2 separate regions of the Homo sapiens genome follow, and region 1 is linked to region 2. A link is a contact called in ENCODE Hi-C data. All regions are on one chromosome and are shown on one strand. Each heading gives the region's core, a stretch centred on a gene start or an enhancer-like site at or near the end of the contact. The rest is flanking DNA. Distances are from core to core; before and after follow the strand shown.

Region 1 (3,185 bases), core at 493-2,992, 240 kb after region 2:
AGTACAGTGGCGTGATTTTGGCTCACTGCAGCCTCAACCTCCCAGGCTCAAGCAATGCCCACCTCAGCCTCCCAAGTAGCTGGGACTACAGGTGCACACCACCATGCCCAGATAATTTTTGTACTTTTTATAGACACACGGTTTCACCATGTTGCCCAGGCTGGTCTCAAACTCCTGGGCTCAAGCAGTCCTCCTGCCTTGGCCTCCCAAAATGCTGGGATTACAGGCATGAGCCACCATGCCTGGCCTTGAATAACATGTAAATAGAGGGTCTAGAATCAAGCCAGGTGATGAAGGAACGCTAATGCTTAATGGCAAAACTCATAAATTTTAGTCTATCTCTCATTCACATTGAGAGAGGTGGGATACCATGGAGCCTTTCTACTTAAGATGATTAATTTCCACCATCACAATCCCAAATGGAAGTGAGGAAAACACCTAGGCCTACCTATCCCTTGTCCTCTCTGACTTTCCTACAATGACCTATGATGAGACATACAAGTGCCCGAGAAGAGGAGCGCAAGAGCTTCTTTTATTTATTTATTTATTTATTTATTTATTTATTTATTTATTTATTTATATTTTTGAGACAGAGTCTAGCTCTGTCACCAGGCTGGAGTCTGGTGGCGCCATCTTGGCTCACTGCAATTTCCACCTCCCAGGTTCAAGTGACTCCCCTGCCTCAGCTTCCCGAGTAGCTGGGACTACAGGTGCACACCACCATGTCTGGCTAATTTTTTGTATTTTTGTAGAGACAGGGTTTCACCATGTTGGTCTGGATGGTCTTGATCTCCTGACCTCTTGACCTGCCCGCCTTGGCCTCCCAAAGTGCTGGGATTACAGATGTGAGCCACTGCACCCGGGTTATAGGAGAGAAGCAGTTCTGGGTAAATGCTGACCAAGCCATTGGTCAGAATCACCATTGTGATAGACATTGGAGCCAGGGGGCATCCCTATAGAGACTTACTGAGAGAAGGGCACGTCAGGGAGAAAGGGAAGTCCTTCCCATAGGAAAACATAAGACTTGACAGGAATGAGCTCTTGAAAACAAATAGCTACTGCCAGGGCAGAGTCCATGGCTCCACACCCCTCACTGCCAAGCCTTCTGCAGAGCTCTCCTGCCCACTGGCAGGTTTATTATTTACTGAACACTTATGGAGCCAGGCACCATACTAGAGACTTGAGGTGCAAAGATGAAAACTTAGTCTCTGTCCTAAAGGAGATCGATGCTGGTATAGTGTGGAAAACACACTCATAAAGAAATATAAAGGAGTATTTTTAGAGCACACATCAGTATGTGGAATTGGGTATATTTTAATCTTTACTTATTCACTCTCTGTTCCCCACCATTAAAATGTAATAGACTTTGTACATTCACTGCTGTATCTGGAGCGCCCCAGCACATAGAGTCTAGGAAATGTTAGGAATTATCAATAACTTCTATCATGAAAGCGTATCAGAAAGAGTGCTCAAGGCTGCTGAGGAAGATTAAGGAAGAGAGGAAGCACCACATCACTATTATTCAATTCAATTTTGGTGGGTTGTGTTATTGGACAAGGATTTTGCACATATCCCTGTATTCATGCCCTTTGGCAGTGGGCTTAGCCATTAGACTTGTTTAGACAATGGGATAGTAGCAAACTTGATGCAAGCAGAAACTTGAAATGTGCTTAAAGGTGTCTGATTGCTCTCTCGGAACCTTGCCACCACCAGAAACACAAACCCAGACTAGCCTGCTGGGAGAGATGAAACTATATGGAACAGAGATGAGTGGCGTCAGCTGAAGGCCATCTTAAGCCAGCTAGACCCCAGGTGAGTGGGCAGCTGATTGCAGATACATGACTGAGCCTAGTCCAGATCAGCAAAACTTCCCAGCTGACCCACAGAGGTGTGAGAAACACCAAATGGCTGGCTTAAGCCACTAAGCTTTGGGGTGGTTATTACATATTGTGGCAGTAAATAACTGATACACCTACTGTCTCACTCAGCAAAAACCTGTAAAATAGTAGTTTTTACTACCACTTCAAATATACGAAAACTGGGGCTCAGAAACAAATAGGAGGGAAACAGAATTTCCCTTGAGTCTCCTGAGTCTTTGGACTTCAAATTTGGTCCTCCCGTCCTTAGGCCATAACTGCCTTGATGTTTAAAAACACGAGTCTAACAGCTCATTAGAGCCTACAAATTAATTATGTCAACAAGAGGGAGGAAAGGAGGGAAGGAATGAAGGAAAAGGGGAGAGAAGGAGGGCAAGAGGAAGGAAGAGAGGGACAGAGGTAGGAAGGGAGGAGTATGTGTGACCCCCAAGCCAATATGGTTGCTCCATGAATTTAGCCCCATGGGTGGTGCTTAGAGGATTCTAAGTGATGTCTAATATACATCACAGGCTAACTTAAGAAATGGGTTAAAGAGAACCTTTTAAAGAATGAAACAGGGAAAGAGGTAGACGAGACAGGACAGGATAAAAGATGTGTATGTTTCTGTGAGACAGATGAAATAATCCAACCTACTTTTGGCTGAGTGGCCAGGGAAAGACTCTCTCTGGGGAGGTAGCATTAAATCTAAGATTTGAATAACAAGAAAGAACTGGGATCAGGGAGAACAACATTCCAAAGCAAGAGGACAGCTGTGGCAAAGGGCCCAAGGCTAAAACAAGCTTGGCAAGAGCAAGGACCCAAAAAAGGACCCAGGTGGCTTGACTGAAGTAGTTGGCGGGGGGAGGGACAGATTTCATTTTCAGTGGCATCTGACATGTGTTTTTAAAAGATGACTTTAGAGAACGGATTGTGGGGAGAATGGATTGTAGGCAGGTAAACACAAAAATAGGAAGACCAGATAAGAGGTTATCACAGTTGTCCATGCAATGGGTGCTGGCTGGGTGCGGTGGCTCACGCCTGGAATCCCAACAGTTCGAGAGGACAAGGTGGGACAATTGCTTGAGGCCAGGAGTTCGAGACCAGCCTGAACAATATAGCAAAACCCAGTCTCTACAAAAAAAAAATTTTTTTTAATTAACCAAATGTGGTGGTGTGTGCTTGTAGTCCCAGCTACTTGGGAGACTGAGGTGGGAGGACTGTTTGAGCTCAGGAGTTCAAGAATCCAGTGAGCTGTGATCATTCCACTGTGTTCCAGCCTGGGCAAGAGACCCTGTCCCTGAAAAACAAACAAGCAAACAAAAACAGAGA
Region 2 (3,288 bases), core at 495-2,994:
TAATGCATTTTCTTTACAAATGAAATTAACGGTATCTTTTAAGGTGAAAACTATAATATGGTCGGTATTGCTGATAACAGTATTTGAATAAAAACTTGGTTTGATCATAGAAAAACTTGTGTGTATCATCACAGGGAGGTAATACAAAAGCATTTAGAAAAAGCAGTGATTTAACCTCCTGGTTGTCAGGGTCAAAGACATTTATATTGTGCTACATAGACAACCTTGTAAAAGAAAATTGTTAGGATAGTGCTATAGGATAAATTGTTGCTTCCCCAAATTTATATGCTGAAGTTTTAACCTCCAGTATCCCAGAATGTGACTGTATTTGGAGATGGGGTCTTTAAAGAGGGAAGTAAGATTAAATAAGGTCACGTGGGTGGGCTCTAATTCAATGTGACTGTTGTCCTCAAAATAAAAGGAAATTAAGACAGACACATATAGACGGAAGACCATGTGAAGACACAGGGAGAAGAAAACCATCTACAAGCCAAGGAAGGAGGCCTCAGAAATAAGCTACACTGCCGAACTTCTAAGCCTCCAGAAGTGAGAAAGTAAATTTTTGTTGTTTAAGCCGCCAAGTAGGTGGTACTTTATTAATGGCAGTCCTAGCAAACTAATGCAGACACCAAGGGAGTCCCAAGGAATTGGAAACTTCTAACTTGGGGCCAGGGTCATTCTATTTAGATCCGGCTACTCTTTTTCTCAAAGGAAAAAGAATGAAGAGGAAACTGGGTGTTTATTTTCTGAACCAGTTACTTTCATTTTTTGCTGAGCCACACCCAAAATGTGATATTAAATATAGAAGTCTGAGAAAAGAGTACAAACTGAATTTTAATAGAAGTCATTTACATATGTGAAAAATCAGCTTAACTAGCTGGGGGAAAGATAAAGTTGGCCATTAAAATAAAGTTGGAACTGATGGCATTCAAATTTTGAATTGTAAACAACCGTATCAAATGTGATTAATTTCTTGAGGTGACTAGCTAGGAAAATCTGAAATTAAACTTCAACACTTATTAACGGGGATTGGTTTGGTCAAGTTACTCTATCTCTTTTTACCTCTGTTTTCCTGTTTGTAAAAAGGGGATGCTTCATGTGGTTGTTGTAATGATTAAATGAGGTAATAATGGATTATTGTATAAAGGTACAATAAACATTAGCTGTTTTATTATTGATGGTAATGTGAAAACATTAAATTGTTTAGACAGTAGCTTGCTGATAAGGAAGAAATACATGGTTTTTCTTGCAGGCAAACTCTGTGGAAAAACTCACATTCACCTTGCAGTGGTTTATACAACGGGTAACAAATGCCGTGGTTGTGATGTGACCTTCTTTTGTAATTACTGTAATGGCTGATATGGTGGTTCTATATTCTCAAGCATCATAACGACAAATAAGCTTACAATGAAATATCCTCATTGCTTACAAGATTGTTAATTAAGGAGATGGTGATACTTGGGTCAGGGTGGGCTGTGTTTAATTGCAGTGTTCTTTATGTGTTCTTTTGAACTGTGAGTGGTTTTCTCTCCTAGGTACCTGTGTATTGTATGTTACAGGAAGTGGGGTATAGTTAGTGACTTATTTTTAGATCTTATTTAACTCTTAGCTCTGCCCTTGTCTGTTATTGCACTTCTAGACACCATAGCTTCCTTGGTTACCATTGCTTCACTAACTCTCTTTACATTTTGTGGTAAACCAATTGATCTTTGAGGCAGAAAAAAAAAACATGCAAAGCTAATGGCTGAGAAATAGATTTCTTTCAAAAACTTTAAAGAAGAGCAGTGACTCAGACCTCAGTGAGCACAACGTTACCCAGGAGCTCTTAAAATAGGAATGTTCTCTCCTCTTGAAGCTGTGGGGATTAGTGCTGTGGGCTTGGGAGTTCCTGAGATGAGGGCCTCTTGGACTTCCCCAGGGCACAGCGTGGGCCCCTGCACTTTCCTGGAGGAGGGTGGGGCTCCTCAGTCCCCATGGACACCCTTCCTGCCACCTGCCGTAGCTGAGCTCCCAGAAGGGAGAGTAGGACAGATTCTGGGGGAGGAGGAGGGAAGAAAGCAGGGTTCCCAAGCAACAAAGCACCATGAAGCCCATGACTGTGCCGTTCCATGTAAGCCCAGGGAAATTTACTTTAGTAGGGAAAAGCTTCCTCTCCTTAGCTCCAGGGTGGTACACAGTCACTCTTCATAAGCCCATCAAATTTTTTTCTGAGGCAGATCCTCCTGGAATGCTATTTTACTTTCTCCAGAAAATTGTTAGAAGTACTAATGGAGTCTAAAATCATAATTTTTTTTTCTTGCTTTCTCTTTCCAGATTGGAAGGCCTTATAAATAAGAGCTCCTTTGGTAGAAATGTTCATGGAGACTTTTGGGCTAATTCCAAACCAGGGTGAAAGTAAGACACATTCTTTCTGAGAGTGCTGACCAGTGGCATATTCATGTTTGAATGGAAATAAACTGAAACATGTTCACTTCATGGGGAAGAGAAACCTGGAAAGCAGGAATGCTAAAGGGGAACTGGGGTGATGGTGGACAGGTAAGGTGAAGCCAGACTGCAATGAGAGAAGGCAGCATGAAAGGCCAGACCTATTTTGGGACCATACCCTGAGTCACAGAGTAACAGAAAGCAGAGGTGACAGCTGGTCTCTCAGTTTCTCAGTGAGCAAGCATCTGGAATATCACTCTGATTTTGTAAAGCTTGAGTTAGGGGCATAGAATCTTAAGGAATTTGGAGAAGGACAAGGAGAGGGGGTAGTCGAAGGGGAGGGGGACTCAGGGAGTCAGATTAGAGGAAAGATTAAAGGATCTAAATATGGATGGCTAATGGGGCTGGCAAGAGTCTACTAGTTCCTGACACCCTACAAAAAAAGACTTATTTATAATAGGAGGTAGTATAATTAGAAGGTAAGAGATGGGAACTGAAAGACTGGATAGCATAAGAAAATGCTCTGGCCAATTGTGTTAGCTTACACAACAGGACTGCCACTTCTCAGGGGTATCTGGTGTGTGTGTGTGTGTGTGTGTGTGTACCCAATTACTTGAGATATTTGAAAAAAGATTTTCAGTAAAATGGCACTGTAAATTTCTCTGGGACAGAGACTGTCATAGCACAAAGTGACCTAATCTATAGGGCCCTAAGAATAGGGCCTATGTGAATATTTTATAATTTCATTTTATAAATTCATTACTTGATCAAAATAAATTATATGTGGTCACCTAACCTCTAAACTTGGCAGCAAGTGTCTGCATGCAGCCCGAATTTTGGTTTATAAAAAACAGAGACTTAGTA

Evidence for each region. Hi-C counts contacts between places; a loop is a spot of excess contacts on that map. Pooled maps may share reads with other maps.
Region 1: a pooled map shows a loop between it and region 2 (7-fold over the local background). The contact joins two enhancer-like sites. A Hi-C loop is called at or near these places in 1 of 168 maps with a recorded cell type or tissue (gastrocnemius medialis), 1 of 37 single-sample maps with no recorded cell type and 10 of 50 pooled maps.

The regions. Positions count from the first base shown.
Region 1 is chr5:68,465,893-68,469,077 of GRCh38, reverse strand. All of the region lies in intron 3 of LOC105379013 (a long non-coding RNA gene), which reads left to right. Among named protein-coding and RNA genes, the nearest start is that of PIK3R1, 250 kb to the right of the region's middle. RefSeq lists a silencer at 2,702-2,996. Within about 2 kb of position 1,742, at least 2 of the 41 ENCODE cell types and tissues checked have a DNase peak (open chromatin) inside an H3K27ac peak, as active enhancers do.
Region 2 is chr5:68,710,052-68,713,339 of GRCh38, reverse strand. All of the region lies in intron 2 of LOC105379013 (a long non-coding RNA gene), which reads left to right. Among named protein-coding and RNA genes, the nearest start is that of LINC02198, 320 kb to the left of the region's middle. RefSeq lists an enhancer at 1,487-1,536. Within about 2 kb of position 1,744, at least 8 of the 41 ENCODE cell types and tissues checked have a DNase peak (open chromatin) inside an H3K27ac peak, as active enhancers do.